2 separate regions of the Homo sapiens genome follow, and region 1 is linked to region 2. A link is an interaction called in ENCODE POLR2A ChIA-PET data of the cell type or tissue named here. Cell type or tissue: PC-3. All regions are shown on one strand. Each heading gives the region's core, and the rest is flanking DNA. Links, peaks and the distances in the headings are about the cores only.

Region 1 (8,312 bases), core at 1,839-6,838, 290 kb before region 2:
TTTCTTTTTTTTCAAGACAGAGTCTCTGTTGCCCAGTGCAGTGATGCAATCTCAGCTCACTGCAACCTCTGCCTCCTGGGTTCAAGCAATTCTCCTGCCTCAGCCTCCCAAGTAGCTGGTATTACAGGCGCATGCCACCACACCCAGCTAATTTTTTGTATGTTTAGCAGAGACGGGGTTTCACCGTGTTGGCCAGGCTGGTCTCGAACTCCTGACCTCGTGATCCACCTGCCTTGGCCTCCCAAAGTTCTAGGATTACAGGGGTGAGCCACCGCACCCGGCCACCAACAATGCTTATTTTCCTTTATTTTATTTATTTATTTATTTTATTTATTTGGTTTTTTTTGAGACAAAGTCTCGCTCAGTGAGCCACCATGCCTAGCCTATTTTATTTTTATTTTAAAAAATATATATACAGCTATCCTACACTTCCTTTGATTGAATCTTATGAAGCACAAAGGCTTTTAATTTTGGTGAAATCCAATTTTCCTACTTTATTTTTTGTTGCTTGTGCTTTTTGTGTTGTGTCTAATAAAGCTTTGTCTAACCCAAGGTCTGAAAGGTTTGCTCCCATATTTTCTCCTAAGAGTTTTGGAGTTTTAGCTCTTACATTTAGGTATACGATGCATTTTGAGTTTAGTTTTGTATATGATAAGAGAAACCGACACAACTTTTTTTTTTTTTTTTTTTTTTTTTTTTTTGTGATAGGGTCTTGCTTTGTTGCCCAGGCTAGAGTGCAGTGGCCCAACCACAGCTCACTGCAGCCTTGACCTCCCAGGCCCAAGTGATCCTCCCATCTCAGCTTCCCAAATAGCTGGGAGTACAGACGCACACCACCACGCCCGGCTAATTTTTGTATTTTTTTTTGTAGAGAAGAGGTTTTGCCATGTTATCCAGGCTGGTCTCAAACTCCTGAGCTCAAGCGAACCTTCTGCCTCAGCCTCCCAAAGTGCTGGAATTATAGGCATGAGCCACACTGCACCCAGCCAGGGATACAACTCTTTTTGTATGTAGGTATTCTGTTTTCTTAGCACCATTTGTTGGTTTTGTATCCTGCAACCTTGCATTAGTTTCAATAGGTTTCTGTGGATTCCTCAGGATTTTCTTTCTTTCTTTATGTTTTTTTGAGATGGAGTTTCACTCTTGTTGCTCAGGCTGGAGTGTAATGGCGTGATCTCGGCTCACTGCAACCTCTGCCTCCTGGGTTCAAGTAATTCTTCTGCCTCAGCCTCCCAAGTAGTTGGGATTACAGTCACCCGCCACCGTGCCCGGTAAATATTTGTATTTTTATTGCCATGTTGGCCAGGCTGGTCTTGAACTCCTGACCTCAGGTGATCCACCTGCCTCAGCCTCCCAAAGTGCTGGGATTACAGGCATGAGCCACCGAGCCGGGCCTCCTCAGGATTTTCTATGTACAAGATTATGTCCTCTGTATATACAAACAGTTTTACCTCTTAATTTCTAATCTGGGTGCCTTTTTTTTTCTTTTTTTTTTTTCTTTCTTTTTTTTTTTTTTTTTGCCTAGTAGCCGTGGCTAGAACCTTTAGGACAGTGTTGAATAGAAGTGGTAAGGGTGGATATGGTCTCATTCCTGATCTGAAGAGGAAAACAACTCACCTCTCATCCTAAATTCAATCTTAGCTGTGTGCTTTTTGTAGAAGCCTTTTATCAGGGTGAGGAAGTTCCCTATTCCCAGTTTGGTGAGTCGTCTTTTTTTTTTTTTTTGAAATAGAGTTTCACTCTCGTTATCCTGGCTGGAGTGCAATGGCACGATCTCAGCTCACCCCGCAACCTCCTCCTCCCGGGTTCAAACGATTTTCCTGCCTCAGCCTCCCAAGTAGCTGGGATTACAGGCATGCACCACCATGCCCAGCTAATTTTGTATTTTTAGTAGTGACAGGGTTTCTCCATGTTGGTCAGGCAGGTCTTGAACTCCCGACCTCAGGTGATCTACCGACCTTGACCTCCCAAAGTCCTGGGATTACAGGCGTGAGCCACTGCACCTGGCCTGGTGAGTGTATTTTATCCCAAAAAGGAGTGGTGGATTTCGTCAAATCGTTTTCCTGCACCTATTGAGATGATCATGTCCTTTATTCCACTGCCATAGTATATTATAGTAATTGATTTTTGCATGTTAAACCATTTCTGGGATAAAACTCACTCACTCATGATGTATAACCCTTTTTATATGTTGTTGAGTTCTGCTTGCTTCTATTTTGTTGTGGATTTTTGTATTTGTGCTCACAAGAGATATTAGTCTGTAGTTTTCTTATGATCTTTGTTTTTTTTTTTAATTTTTAAATTTTTTTTGTAGAGATGGGTTTCACCGTGTTGCCCAGGCTGGTCTTGAACTCCTGGGCTCAAGCAATCTTCCTGCCTCGGCCTCCCAAAGTGCTGGGATTACAGGTATGATCCACTGCAGCAAGCCTGTCATTGTTTTTTGATATCAGGGTAATATTGGTCTCATAGGATGAGTTGGGAAATGTTCTCTCCTCTTCTGTTTTTTGGAAGAGTTTGTGAAGATTTGACATTATTTAAGTGTTTAGTGAAAACAGTCAAGGCCATGGCTTTGGAGACAGCTAGAAATGTGGAAAGGTCTTAGGCTCTGGGACCTTGGGCAGAGGCTGCTGAATCTGACACACAGACCTATTCTGATTGGCATACACATTACTTTAAGACATTGGAGAGCCAGGCGCAGTGGCTCACGCCTGTAATCCCAGCACTTTGGGAAGCCGAGGCGGGTGGATCACCTGAGGTCAGGAGTTTGAGACCAGCCTGGCCAACATGGCAAAACCCCGTCTCTACTAAAAATAGAAAAATTGGCCGGGCGTGGTGGCACGTGCCTGTCTTCCCAGCTACTGGGGAGGCTGAGGCAGAAGAATCTCTTGAACCCGGGAGGCGGAGACCATCAAGCTTCCGATGATCATGCAACAAAGGCTCCAGCCAGTTCCAGGTGAAGACACCACCCCTGGCCATCAAGAAGCTACCCTGTCTCCACTAGACAGTACAGGGTGAGAGTTCCATGATCTCCAATAGGGAGATCATGCCACTGCACTCCAGCCTGGGTGACAGAGCAAGACTCTGTCTCAAAAAAAAAAAAAAAAAAAAAAAAAGACATTGGAGCCATTCTTTTAAAAAATATGGAGATTTCATGTACAACTCCTGATTTTCAGATTCTCTGGAAAAGTTGGAAGACTGGCAACACTGGCCCCTGATTATTCTGAGTAGTGGCTGATCTTTAAGAATGGACCATGCTCTCTGGTTTGCCTCAGTCCCAACCCTTCCCTGTTGGAAGCTTGAAACCAAGACTGAGTGTCAGGAAACAATTTTATCATACTTATTCTTGGATCACTTTATGTTAACTACATGGCCACTGTAGGCATTTGAGTTGATACTACCTGGTATACCCTTGCTGAGTCTTGTCTGCTCATCCATAAAATGGAGACATTAAAAATTCCTACCTTGGAGAGTTTTTTTTTTTTTTTTTTTTTTTTTTTGAGATAAAGTTTCACTCTGTTGCCCAGGCTGGAGTGCAGTGGCAGGCACAATCATGGCTCACTACAGCCTTGACCTCCAGGGCTCAAGCAATTCTCCTGCCTCAGCCTCCCAGGTAGCTGGAACTACAGGCCCATGCCATCATGCCTAGTTATTTTTTGTAGGGAAGGGGGTCTTGCTATGTTGCCCGGGCTGGTCTCAAACTCCTGGGCTCAAGCTATCCTCCCACCTTGGCCTCTCAAATTGTTTGGACTACAGGTGTGAGCCGCCATGCCTGGCCAACTTGGAGAATTTTGAGGACGATTAAATAAGATGATCATAAAGAGATTTGGCATGTAGGAGGCATTGAGTAAATTTACCTCCTGCTTTTTCCTGGCTGCATAGTATTCTGATGCATGGATGTACATAATATGTAGCTTTCCTCTAATGGTAGACATATAGGTGGACTTTAATTTTGCCCCGTTCCACACCAGGCTGGAAAGGACATACATGTACATGGTGGGCAGTTTTGCACAGTGGCTCAGATTACATTAGCTCTGCTGGATTTGAATCCAAGCAAGGTGACCTCTTGTCTCCTATTCTCTTGGAATGGTTGAGGATAAGTGGCATGACCTTGGATATCATTTGAAGATGCATCTGCAATTTTACCCACAGAAGGATTGGAAGGTCACAGATGGGTGCAGGGGAAGACGCAAGAGTGTCTGTAGGCCCCTTCTGCAAATGTAAGAGCAGGCACGCCTTAACTCAAGATCTCTTCCCCACCTTGGGGTGTGAAGCCAAGGGCCAACTCAAATGCATCTGACAGACTGACAGCTGGGCTGTCTGGGGAGATAAGCATGTGGGTGTCAGGCAGAGGGAGGGAGGTGTCAACCACAGAGCAGAGCCAGGCAAGAGCACTGTCAGCCCCACCCTCAGCTCTGCCTGTGGAGGCACACCCTACAGCTGCTTAACCTCTAAGCCAGTGACGTCCCAGATCCCTTCCTGACCTGGGGTCCTTACCTGGTGCCTCTCAAAAGTGTCCATGTGACAGAGGTCCTGGACCCATGTGCTGAGCTGACTGGGAAGTCAGCTGGCTGGCCTCAAGGTTGGAGGTGGCAATGGATATGGGTTGAAGAAGTTTTTAAGGTTTTCAGGGAGGAAGTGGGGCTTCTGGCTGTGGTTCCGTTGTCTCCCTTTCTTGGTGCATGAGTCAGCCAACCCCACCCCCAGTTCTACTTTGCTCCTCCAGCCCCTACCCTCCTAATAATAAGCTCAGATGTACATTACTTTCCATTTCACAACATCCAGCAAGCTTCTTGATAGCCGGAATGTAATTCCAAGGTCTGAGTCATATTTCTATGGGCTGTATTCCCAGAAAATAGTCCAATGCCTGACACATAGCTGGTAATTAATAAATATGTGAATTACTTTGGGAGGCTGTTTGAGGGCAGGAGTTTGAGACTAGCCTGGTCAGCACAGCCAGACCCTGTCTCTACCAAAATACAACAAGAAAGAAAGAAAGAAAGAAAGAAAGAAAGAAAGAAAGAAAGAAAGAAAGAAAGAAAGAAAGGAAGGAAGAAAGAAAAGGCAAATAAATATGTGAATGAATGACGTTCTTGCAGGGTACCAGATGCTAATTCTGCAGCTCGTTTCAAGATGGCCTCTGTTTGTCTTAATTTTTCTGGGAGCCCCTTCTACCAAACATATTTGTGGCACTTTTTACTTCTTCAAATGCCTGGAAAGTCTTCCCTAAGCTCTCCCTCACCTCTGGGACTTACAACCTCAACTTGGGTCATGTGTTTCTTTTAAAATTGTATATATTTAAGATCTACAACATGATGTTTTGATACACATATGCTCAGTAAAGTGATTACTACAGTCAAGCAATTTAACACATCCATCACCTCACAGTTACCTTTTGTGTGTGTGTGCGGTAAAAGTACCTAAAATTACTTTTAGCAAATGTCTACTATATAATATTACTAACTATAATCCTCATGCTGTATGTTACAGCTCTAGACTTATTCATTCTAAGTAACTGCAACTTTGTACCCTTTGACCTTCATCTCCCATTTCCCTTACACCCCAGGCCCCTGCCCCTGGTAAAGACCTTTCTACTCTCTGTTTCTATGCTTTCCACTTTGGGGTCATGTGGTGTTTTTTGGTTTTTTTTTTTTGAGACTGAGTTTTGCTCTTGTCTCCCAGGCTGGAGTGCAATGGCACGATCTCAGCTCACTGCAACCTCCGCCTCCTAGGTTCAAGCGATTCTCCTGCCTCAACCTCTCAAGTAGCTGGGATTACAGGCACCCACCACCATGCCCGGCTAATTTTCGTATTTTTAGTAGAGACAAAGTTTCACCATGTTGGCCAGGCTGGTCTTGAACTCCTGACCTCAGGTGATCCACCCGCCTCGGCCTCCCAAAGTGCTGGGATTACAGGCATGAGCCACGCCCAGCCAGGTCATCTGATCTTAAGTGAGTCATTTTCCTTATCTGAGTGTCAGTTTTCTTGCCTCTAAAATGGGAATAATGGCATTCATCTCCCAGAGTCACTCTGCTGATCCAGTGAGACAAAGCGTGTGGAATGGCTTTGCATGGTTCCTGGCATATAATGAGGGCTCCCATGCCAAGAGCTATTATTATTGTGGTGTGTGGATGGGGTAGGAGAAGACTGCATTGAATGAGAGCAATGATCCCCAACCAGGGAAGGGTCAATAAATAAAGCAAGAAAACTAAATGTAGTTAATCTCTCCAATTGTGCTGCCCAAATTTCGATCTTCCAAAATGGGTCAGGAATAACCATCAAAATTTTAACACTTTTAAGAAGCTGACTTGCAGATGCTTGCCTAACTAGGTAAAGGGTAATGTACAATATAGTCATCCACATTGGTCAAGTGCTTGCTTTGGGCCAGGCACCATCCTAAGGGCTTTACATGGATTATCTTGAGGAAACCTGGAAATAATTCTATGAGGCAAGTGCTATTATTATCTCCATTTGACAGATGAGGAAAGATGCACAGAGAGGTTAAGTGATTTGCCATAAGTTTACCCAGTTGGGATTAAATCCAGCAGAGCTCGTATTCTTAACCATTCCGCATACTGACTCTGTCTGGAGGTCTTTTCCAGCCTTGTGTAGAAAGGGGAAAATTGGATCCCACCCGTATGTCCACCAACAGGGGAAGGCTACATATTAAGCACAACCCTGCAATGGAACATTATATAGTCAGGAAAAAGCAGGAGGCAGATAGGTATGTTCAGGGCATGAAATGATGCCCACAATGGATTATTAGAAAACCCAGAAGAGACTGGGCATGGTGGCTCCCAAAGTGTAATCCAGCACTTTGGGAGGCCAAGGTGGGTGGATCACTTGAGGTCAGGAGTTTGAGACCAGCCTGGCCAATGTGGTGAAACCCCGTCTCTACTAAAAATACAAAAAAATTAACTGGGCTTGGTGGCGCATGCCTGTAGTCCCAGCTTGAACAGGAGAATTGCTTGAACCCAGGAGGCAGAGGTTGCTAGTGAGCCAAGATCACACCACTGTACTCCAACCTGGGAGGCAGAGTCAGATTCTGTCTCAAAAAAAAAAAAAAAGAAAAGAAAAGAAAAGAAAACCCGGAAGAGCAATGTGCATCAATATATTCCCATGTTTGTATAAAACACAATTTAGCCTTTCAGCCCCTATGCTCAGGCCCACTCCAACACTGTGGAGTGTACTTTATTTTCAATAAATCCCTTCATTTCTTCGTTGCTTTGTTTCTGCTTTTTGTCCAATTCTTTGTTCAAGATGCCAAGAACCTGGACACCCCCCACCAGTGACATATTTTGGCCAGCCAGCCCGGAGGAAGGGCCGCTCAGGGAAAGAGAGCCCAGAAACCTGGCATACCAGCAAAAGGAGGCCATCAAGCTTCAGATGATCATGCAACAAAGGCTCCAGCCAGTCCAGGTGAAGACACCACCCCTGGCCATCAAGAAGCTACCCTGCCTCCACTAGACAGAACAAGGTGAGGGTTCCATGATCCCCAATAAGTAGGGACTACGCCCCATGCCAGCATGAAGCAGTCCCAGGAAAAAGACCATCGGTCCCTCTGCCTCCCGTGAAGATTTACGGGGACCACAATCACATCTCTTAGCGGGGAGATGAGGCAGGAAAATAGGGGCTGGAGGCAGGAAACATAAGGCCAATTCACACTTCAGCTCTGACAGGAAATAGCTTCTCCCTGAGTACATGACATTGTAACTTTACTTCATTCTCTTCATTTACATAGGGCGTACCACAAGCAGAAGGTATTTAAACTCTCAAAAACTCTGTAATGGGGCCTTTGAGCCCCTATGCTCAGGCCTGCTCCCACACTGCAGAGTGTACTTTCATTTTCAATAAGTCACTTCATTCCTTAGGAAAAAAAAAAGCAATTAAAAAAATCAATTTACCTGTTTGTTGGTTCATAGAAAAATGTCTGGAAGGGTAAACACTAAACAATTCACATTGACCACTGGGAAATTGCGAAGGAGGAGGAGCTTCCATTTTTCGTTTTTACATTTTCTGTTGTTTGAAATGTTTACCACTAGTATGTATTATTTTGCAACTAACGAAAGGAAGAAGAAAGTGTGCAGTGAGCACCGGGAGCCCAAGGACCCAGCCCCTCCAGCTCTTGTCCCCTAATGTGGAGGCACCTCCTCTTCAGAGGCCTCCCGAATGTGCCCCTTGCACCTGGAGTCAGCTCCCTACTCCCCCTCTGTCCGCACTTCCCAAACCCACTCTGGTGATCATGGGCTTTCCTTGGCTTGGGTCTCTGGTCTGGGTCAAGGCATCTGCTCAGGTTCCTCAGTTAGAAGACCATG
Region 2 (8,312 bases), core at 1,971-6,970:
CTCGGCTCATTGCCACCTCCCCCTCCCAGGTTCAAGCGATTCTCCTGTCTCAGCCTCCCAAGTAGCTGGGATTACAGACACCCACCACCACGCCCGGCTAAATTTTGTATTTTTAGTAGAGACAACGTTTTGCACGGTGGCCAGTGTGGTCTTGAATTTCTGACCTTAGGTGATCAGAGCGGTACCTTTGTTACAATTGATAAACCTATGTGGACACAGCACTATCACCCCAACCCAGAGTTTACATTAATGGTCACTCGGTGTTGTACATTCTTGGAGTTTGGACAAATGTATAGTGACATGTATTTACCACTTCAGTACCATACAGACTAATTTCACTCCCATAAAAATCCTCTGTGCTCTGCCAATTCATCCCTTCCTCCCTGCTTACCACTGACCACTAATTTTTTTTTTTTCTTTTTTTGAGATAAGAGTCTCACTCGCTCTGTCGCCCAGGCTGGAGTGCAGTGGCATGATCTTGGCTCACTGCAACCTCTGCCTCCTGGGTTCAAACAACTGTCCTGCTTCAGCCTCCTGAGTAGCTGGGATTACAGGCGTGTGCCACCATGCCTGGCTAATTTTTGTATTTTTTAGTAGAGATGGGGTTTCACATGTTGGCCAGGCTGGTCTTAAACTCCTGAGCTCAAGTAATCCATCTGCCTCGGCCTCCCAAAGTGCTGGGATTACAGACGTGAGCTACCGCACCTGGCCAATCACTAATTTTTTAATTGTCTCCATAGTTTTACCTTTTCCAGAATGTCATATAGTTGGAATCATACAGTATGTCAGCCTTTTCAGATGGTCTTCTTTCACTTAATTATATGCATTTAAGTTTCCTCTATGTCTTTCCATCACTTGTTAGCTCGTTTCTTTTTAGTGCAGAGTACTATTCCACTGTCTGGATGTACCACAGTTTATTTATCCATTCACCTGCTGAAGAACACCTTGGTTGCTTCCAAGTTTTGGCAATTATGAATAAAGCTGCTATAAACATTCCTGTGTAAGTTTTTGTGTGAACATAAGTTTTCAGCTCTTTTGAGTAAATACCAAGCAGTGTGATCACTGGCTAGTATGGTAAGAGTGTGTTTAGTTTTGTAAGAAACTGTCAAACTGTCTTCCAAGTGGCTGTACCATTTTGCATTCCCACCAGCAATGAATGAGAGTTACTGTTGTTCCACAGCCTTGTCAGCATTTGGTGGTGTCAGTGTTCTGGATTTTGGCTAATCTAGTTGGTATTTCATTCTAGTAGTGGCGTTTCGTTGTTGTGTTAATTTGCAATTCCCTAATGACACATGATGTTGAGCATATTTTCATGTGTTTATTTGCCATTCGTTTATCTTCTTTGGTGAAGTGTCTGTCCAGATCTTTTGTCCATGTTTTTTTTTTTCTCTTGTTTTGTTTTGTTTTGTTTTGTTTGAGACGGAGTCTTTTTCTGTTGCCCAGGCTGGAGTGCAATGGTGCCATCTCGGATCACTGCAAACTCCACCTCCCAGATTCAAATGATTCTCCTGTCTCAGCCTCCTGAGTAGCTGGGTTACAGGCGCCCACCACCACACCCAACTAATTTTTGTATTTTTAGTAGAAACGGAGTTTTACCATGTTGGCCAGGCTGGTCTCGAACTCCTGACCTTGTGATCAGTCCACCTCGGCCTCCCAAAGTGCTGGGATTACAGGCATGAGCCAGCAAGCCCAGCCTTGTCCATGTTTTAATTGAGTCATTTGTTTTCTTTTTCTTTTCTTTTTTTTTTTTTTTGAGACGGAGTCTCGTTCTGTCGCCCAAGCTAGAGTGCAGTGGCGCCATCTCGGCTCACTGCAAGCTCCACCTTCCAGGTTCATGCCATTCTCCTGCCTCAGCCTCCCGAGTAGCTGGGACTACATGCGCCCGCCACCACGCGCAGCTAATTTTTTGTATTTTTAGTAGAGACGGGGTTTCACCGTGTTAGCCAGGATGGTCTCAATCCCCTGACCTCGTGATCCACCCACCTTAGCCTCCTAAAGTGCTGGGATTACAGGCTTGAGCCACTGTGCCCGGCCCATTTGTTTTCTTATTGTTGAGTTTTAAGGGTTCTTTGTATATGTTGAATAATAGTCCTTTATTAGATGTGTCTTTTGCAAATATTTTCTCCCAGTCTGTTGACTTGGCTTGTCATTATCCTGACTGATTTTTATTAATGGCTCAGTGTTTCTTTTCCTCTGTTACCAAAAAGTAAGTGTTCTGACCAGGCGTAGTGGCTCACACCTGTAATCCCAGCACTTTGCGAGGCTGAGGTGGGTGGATCACTTGAGGTCAGGAGTTAGAGACCAGCAACATGGTGAGACGCCTGTCTCTACTAAAAATATAAAAATTAGCCGTGTGTGGTGGTGTGTGCCTGTCATTCCAGCTACTTGGGAGGCTGAGGCACGTGAATCTCTTGAACCTGGGAGGTGGAGGTTGCAGTGAGCCAAGATTGCACCACTGCACTCCAGCCTGGGCATCAGAGTGAGACTCCATCTCAAAAAAAAAAATTAAAAATTAAAAAATAGGTGTTCTTAAAAGTATGTATCGTATGAACAGCAGAAAGGCTTGACTTTGCCAGTGCTCTTGCCTGTGGAGAACCCCACATTTGGCAGGTATAGCAGGTGATGTGACATCCTGCATGTTCAGGATTGTGGCCCAGAGAGGGAGTGTGACTCACTTGAGATTGCACAGCATGTTCACTAAGATAATACATTCTTCTCACACGCATAGCCTTCGTAGTAATCAGAGAACTCTTATTTGGTTTGTATGAGACTCCTGGAATATTTCTTCTTTCTTCTGTACTTTAAAAAAGTTGCAAAAAGAAAAATGTAACAACAGCAGATTTTTTTGGAAAAGGACAAGAAAACCAAAACACCCATAATCACAGCACCTCAATAACTGACTGTTTCACTTTTCTCAGGATGTTATCTATCTGGCAAAGGTTGGGACCAGGTGAGCCCACGTATTGTAATAGTTGTCATCTTAGTGTATCTTATGCTTTTTTGTTTTACTTTTTTTTTTTTTTTGAGATGGAGTTTTGCTCTTGTTGCCCAGGCTGGAGTGCAATGGCGCATGTCGGCTCACTGCAACCTCTACCTCCCACATTCAAGCGATTCTCCTGTCTCAGCCTCCCGAGTAGCTGGGATTACAGGCATCCGCCACCACACCTGGCTAATTTTGTATTTTTAGTAGAGACGGGGTTTCTCCATGTTGTTCAGGCTGGTCTCTAACTCCCGACCTCAGGTGATCCGCCCGCCTCGGCCTCCCAAAGTGCTGGAGTTACTGGCGTGAGACACCGCACCCGGCCTTGTTTTACTTTTTTCCAGGTCTCAATACAATATATTAGAATGGCTGCATAACCCTTGGGGCTCTCTCTGGAGTGTCCTTCCCCAAGGTTGTCACTCAGTCAGCTCTTCCACAACATCCAAGTCTCAGATCGACTGTCGCCTCCTCAGGGGGCCTTCCTTGAACATCATATCTAAAGCATCCAAGGCAGTCTCCCTGAATGAAAGTCTCTCTCCATCCTATTACTCTACTTTATATATTTATATTTACATATACACACACATATATATTATATACACATACATATTTTATATATATATATTTGGGTTTTTTTTTTTTGGTAGAGATCGGGCCTTGCTGTGTTGCCCAGGCTGGTCTTAAATTTTTGGACTCAAGCGATACCCCCATCTCAGCCTCTCAAACTGCTGGGATTATAGGTATGAGCCACCACACCCAACCAACTAACTTTCTTTCTTTCTTTCTGTCTTTCTTTCTTTCTTTCTTAGAATACTTTATTATTGTTATTTTTTATAGAGACAGGGTCTAGCTATGTTGCACAGGCTGGAGTGCTGTGGAACCATCATAGCTCACTTCAGCCTCGAACTCCTGAACTCCTTCTCCCTCAGCCTTCCAAGTAGCTGGGACTACAAGCGTGTGCCACCATGCCCAGCTAAATTTTAAATTTTTTGTAGAGACAGGATGTCTCTATGTTGTCCAGGCTGGTCTCTAACTCCTGGGCCCAAGTGATCCTCCCACCTCGGCCTCCTACAGTGCTGGGATTGCAGGCATGAGCCATTGCTCCCAGTCGATTCTGGTTTCTTTTCTTTTTATTTTGGGGACAGAGTTTAACTCTGTCACACAGGTTGGAGTGCAGTGGTGTGATCTCGGCTCACTGCAACCTCCGCCCCCCGGGGTCAAGGGATTCTCCTGAATCAGCCTCCTAAGTAGCTGGGACTACAGGCATGCACCACCACGCCCAGCTAATTTTTTGTATATTTAGTAGAGACAGGGTTTTGCCATGTTGCCCAGGCTGGTCGCGAACTCCTGAGCTCAGGCAATCTGCCAACCTTGGCCTCCCAAAGTGCTAGGATTACAGGCATGAGCCATCGTGCCTGGCCTGGTTTATTTTCTTGATAGCATTTATTACATCAGAAATTATCTTTGTTTTTAAAAATCTGTCTTCTCCTGCCAAAATATAAGCTCCCTGGGGAGAAAAGGGAGCTTTTCTCTCTTGCTTTCTCTGTATCTCCAGTGCCTAGAACTGTGCCTGGCATGTAGTAGGTGCTCAACAGATAATTATTTTATCAACTTGAGAATTCAGCAGACCAGCCGGGCTCAAAGTGGCTCACGCCTGTAATCCCAGCACTTTGGGAGGCCGAGGTGGGTGGATCACCTGAGGTCAGGAGTTCGAGACCAGCCTGGCCAACATGGTGAAACCCCATCTCTACTAAAGATACAAAAATTAGCCAGGTGTAGTGGTGGGCACCTGTAATCCCAGCTACTTGGGAGGCTGAGGCAGGAGAATTGCTTGAACCCGGGAGGCGGAGGCTGCAGTGAGCCAAGATCGAGCCATTGCATTCCAGCCAGGGTGACAGAGTGAGACTCTGTCTCAAAAAAAAAAAAAAAAAAAAAAAAAGAGAATTCAGCAGACCACAGTTTACCTAGTTGGTCATTGAATATCCTTTTTAAAAATAGCTTATTAGCTGATGCTGCAATAGATGTCTTGGGGAGTCATTATATCAAGGAGTTTTGGAAGGAGGTTTTGGCAAAAGACGTGGGTTCCTCTCTCACCTCTGTCATTTACTAACTTTGTGATGTTGGGCAGTATATTTAACTTCTCTGAATCTCAGTTTCCTTATTTGAAATGAGGGTAATATTAGTGCCTACCTCAAAGGGTTATTGTGAGGTAAATAAAAGGAAAACAAAATTAAATAAAAATAATGCATGTAAAGAGAGTACTTAGCACAATGCCCATGAAACAGGAGCAACCCATCCCAGCATGTTCTCTGTGCCGGGCACTGCTCTAAGTATTTCCCACATGTCTCATGTAATCGTCAAAATCATCTTTTTTTGTTGATTACACAACAATGCTTATTTTGTGAAAATTTATTCAGCTACACATTTAATCATGTACAATTTGGTATTTGGATTACAGTCAGTAAAAGGTTTACTTAACAACAACAACAACAAAAGCTCTACGAGGAAGGAAACTTTATCATTCCCATTTTATAGATGAGGAAACTGAATCTCAAAGAAGTTAAATCATTGGCTCAAGATACAGTACAGCCAGGTGCAGTGGCTCATGCCTGTACTCTCGACTACCCAGAAGGCTAAGGTGGGAGGATTGCTTGAGCCCAGGAGGCAGAGGTTTGCATGAGTTGAGATCGTGCCATTTCACTCCAGCCTGGGTGACAGAGCAAGGAAAACAAAAAAGATCGGCCGAGCGTGGTGGCTCACGCCTATAATCCCAGCACTTTGGGAGGCCGAAGCAGGTGGATCACCTGAAGTCAGAGGTTCAAGACCAGCCTGGCCAACATGGTGAAACCCTGTCTCTACTAAAAATACAAAATTAGCCGGGTGTGGTGGCATATGCTTATAAATAATCCCAGCTACCTGGGAGGCTGAGGCAGGAGAATCATTTGAACCTGGGAGGCAAAGGTTGCAGTGAGCTGAGATTGCGCCATTGCACTCCGGCCTGGGCAACAGAGTGAGACTCCATTTCAAACAAACAAACAAACAAACTAAAAGATCATACAGTAAGTGGTGGGGCTGTGGGTCCAGAGCCTGTGTGCGTAACCACAGCTCTGAACCACAGCTGCTCACTGCCAGATCCATTTAAGCACTCATTACACAGTAGCTTTTTATTATTATTAACATTTAACATTTTTGTTGTTTCAAAAGCTTTTTTCTATTTTAAATAATACTTCAGGGTATATCTTTGGCCATTTCTGGCTTTTCTCTGGTTTTGAATGATTTCCTTTGGATGCAATACCGAGGATAGAATTAACTGGGGAAAATAGGTTCCAGAGAGTTGATATGACTTACTCAAGGTAAGTAGTGGTGCTTGGAGTAGGGCCACCATGTACAGTTGTATAGATTATTCATTTCACTTGATCTGGGGGTGAGTGGGCTTCCCAGGGGAGCTCAGCCTTGGGCAGGGCTTGAATGGGCAGAGGAGAGAGGGTATTCCAAGTAGGGGACCATAGAAGGGGAGAACGGGGAGGGTGCAATGGAGAAATAGTGGGAAATCAATTCCAACGGATCAGACAGTTGGAGACAGGATTTTAGGAGACAGCTGGGACTGGATCATTCATTCATTCCATAAACACGCTAAGCTGCATTGTATGCCAGGCGCTATTCCAGGAGCTGTAGATAGCAGTGAACAAGCTCATCCAATCCCTGCATTCATGGAGCAGATACTGTCTTGGGCGGAGGGTGGGGACAAACAACTGACAAAGAAATTGGGTAAAATATAGATTGTGATAAATATTGAGAAAGAACCAAGCACCAAGCAGGTGCTCAATCCAGGAGTAATGGGACGGGGCCTATCTAAATAGAGTGGTTAAAGAAGGCTTCTTTGAAGAGGTGACATCTCAGCTGAGGAGGAAATGACTATTCTAGGCAGATCACACAGCATGTGCAAAGGCCAGGAGGTAGGATGCTGCAGAGACGGCATTCAAAGCCATGCAGAAGAGGGTCTTGAGGGGTTGTAAGTTTAGAAGTCATTTCAGACAGCCTTGAGCAAAGGATTCTTTCCTCACAACCCCATCCCAGCTTTTTTCTTTTTCTCTCTCTCTTTCTTTTGGAGACTGGGTCTCACTCTGTTGCCCAGGCTGGAGTGCAGCAGTGTGATCTCAGGTCACTGCAATCCCCGCTTCCTGGGCTCAACCAATGCTCTCACCTCTGCCCCTGCAAAGTAGCTGGGACCATAGGTGTGCACCACCATGCCCGGCTAATTTTTGCATTTTTTGTAGAGACGAGGTTTCGCCATGTTGCCCAGGTTGGTCTCAAACTCCTGAACTCAAATGATCCTCCCGCCTCAGCCTCCCAATGTGCCGAGATTACAGATGCGAGCCACTGCGCCCAGCCTCCAGTCTGATCTTTCTTCTGAGTTCAGCTGTACTTTTCCATCTGCCTGCTGGTTGACCCATAGAACAGTCACCTCAAAGTCATGTGTTCTTCCCAAACAGCTCTCCACCTCCCATCTCCTTCTAAATCTCTACACTCTCCCTTGACTGTTGCTGAGCACCTTGAATCTCCCTTCCTCATTCTCTCACTTCTGTCTCTTCCTTGGCCACCTTCCTAGACCAGGGAGGCAGCCAAGTACCATAGTGTGATAGGATCACACGCAAGCACTTTGAAAGTACTCAGACCTGGGCTCAAATCCCAGCTCTGCCATTCAGTTCATTTCACAGGGTCTGGGTTTATTGGTCTGTGTAGGGAAGTTGTGCCTTGCTGGTGGCTGAAGAGTAAGTGAGATGATGTTGGAGGTGACAACAGCTGGCACACAGTAGGTATTTGATGAGTGACAGTGCCTTGCCCTTTCCCTACCAATCTTGGGGAACTGTCTTGTTTTCCTCATAGCTTGGCTCGTTCTACTTAGGAAGCAGAGAGGTAGTTGAAGTTCTTGGGTAATCATTGACTCTCAAAATATCTCTCTGGGGGAACCAAGATCTCCAATATCCCTTTTCAAAGTATTTTAAACAGTTAGCTTAATTTGCAATCATAATGCTATCATTAACTGAGTGTTTATTACCTGTCAGTTACTTTGCTAAGTGCTTTATGTATTTTGTCTTCTTTCATCCTCATGACAACTCTATGAAAAAAGTTCCATTATCGTCTCCATTTTATAGTTCAGGAAACTGAGGCTCAGAAAAATGAATTGACTGGCTTAAAGTCACATAGCTAGTTAAAGGATGAAACTGGGACTTGAACCTACATTTATCTGGCACCAAAAACCTGAGTGCCTGATCACTAGACCATCCTGCCTCACAGCCTATCTGGCCAAAGTAGGGAGAGTCAACATGTT

The links. ChIA-PET counts read pairs that join two places held together with the same protein. Peaks named below come from ENCODE experiments on the same cell type or tissue, not always from the same donor. Only the 100,000 strongest peaks of a DNase experiment are listed, where the experiment ranks them.
Region 1: POLR2A ChIA-PET joins it to region 2 with 10 read pairs; 3 of 35 experiments call an interaction of 5 or more read pairs at or near these places.

What each region holds. Positions count from the first base shown.
Region 1 is chr1:26,374,633-26,382,944 of GRCh38, reverse strand. No RefSeq gene overlaps it. Among named protein-coding and RNA genes, the nearest start is that of ZNF683, 6.0 kb to the right of the region's middle. RefSeq lists an enhancer at 4,482-4,691 and a cis regulatory region at 4,014-4,907. In PC-3, for the core only: no CTCF peak of the experiment used is centred there; a DNase peak (open chromatin) is centred at 4,754; H3K27ac peaks cover 1,390 bases.
Region 2 is chr1:26,083,670-26,091,981 of GRCh38, reverse strand. No RefSeq gene overlaps it. Among named protein-coding and RNA genes, the nearest start is that of TRIM63, 20 kb to the right of the region's middle. In PC-3, for the core only: no CTCF peak of the experiment used is centred there; no DNase peak of the experiment used is centred there.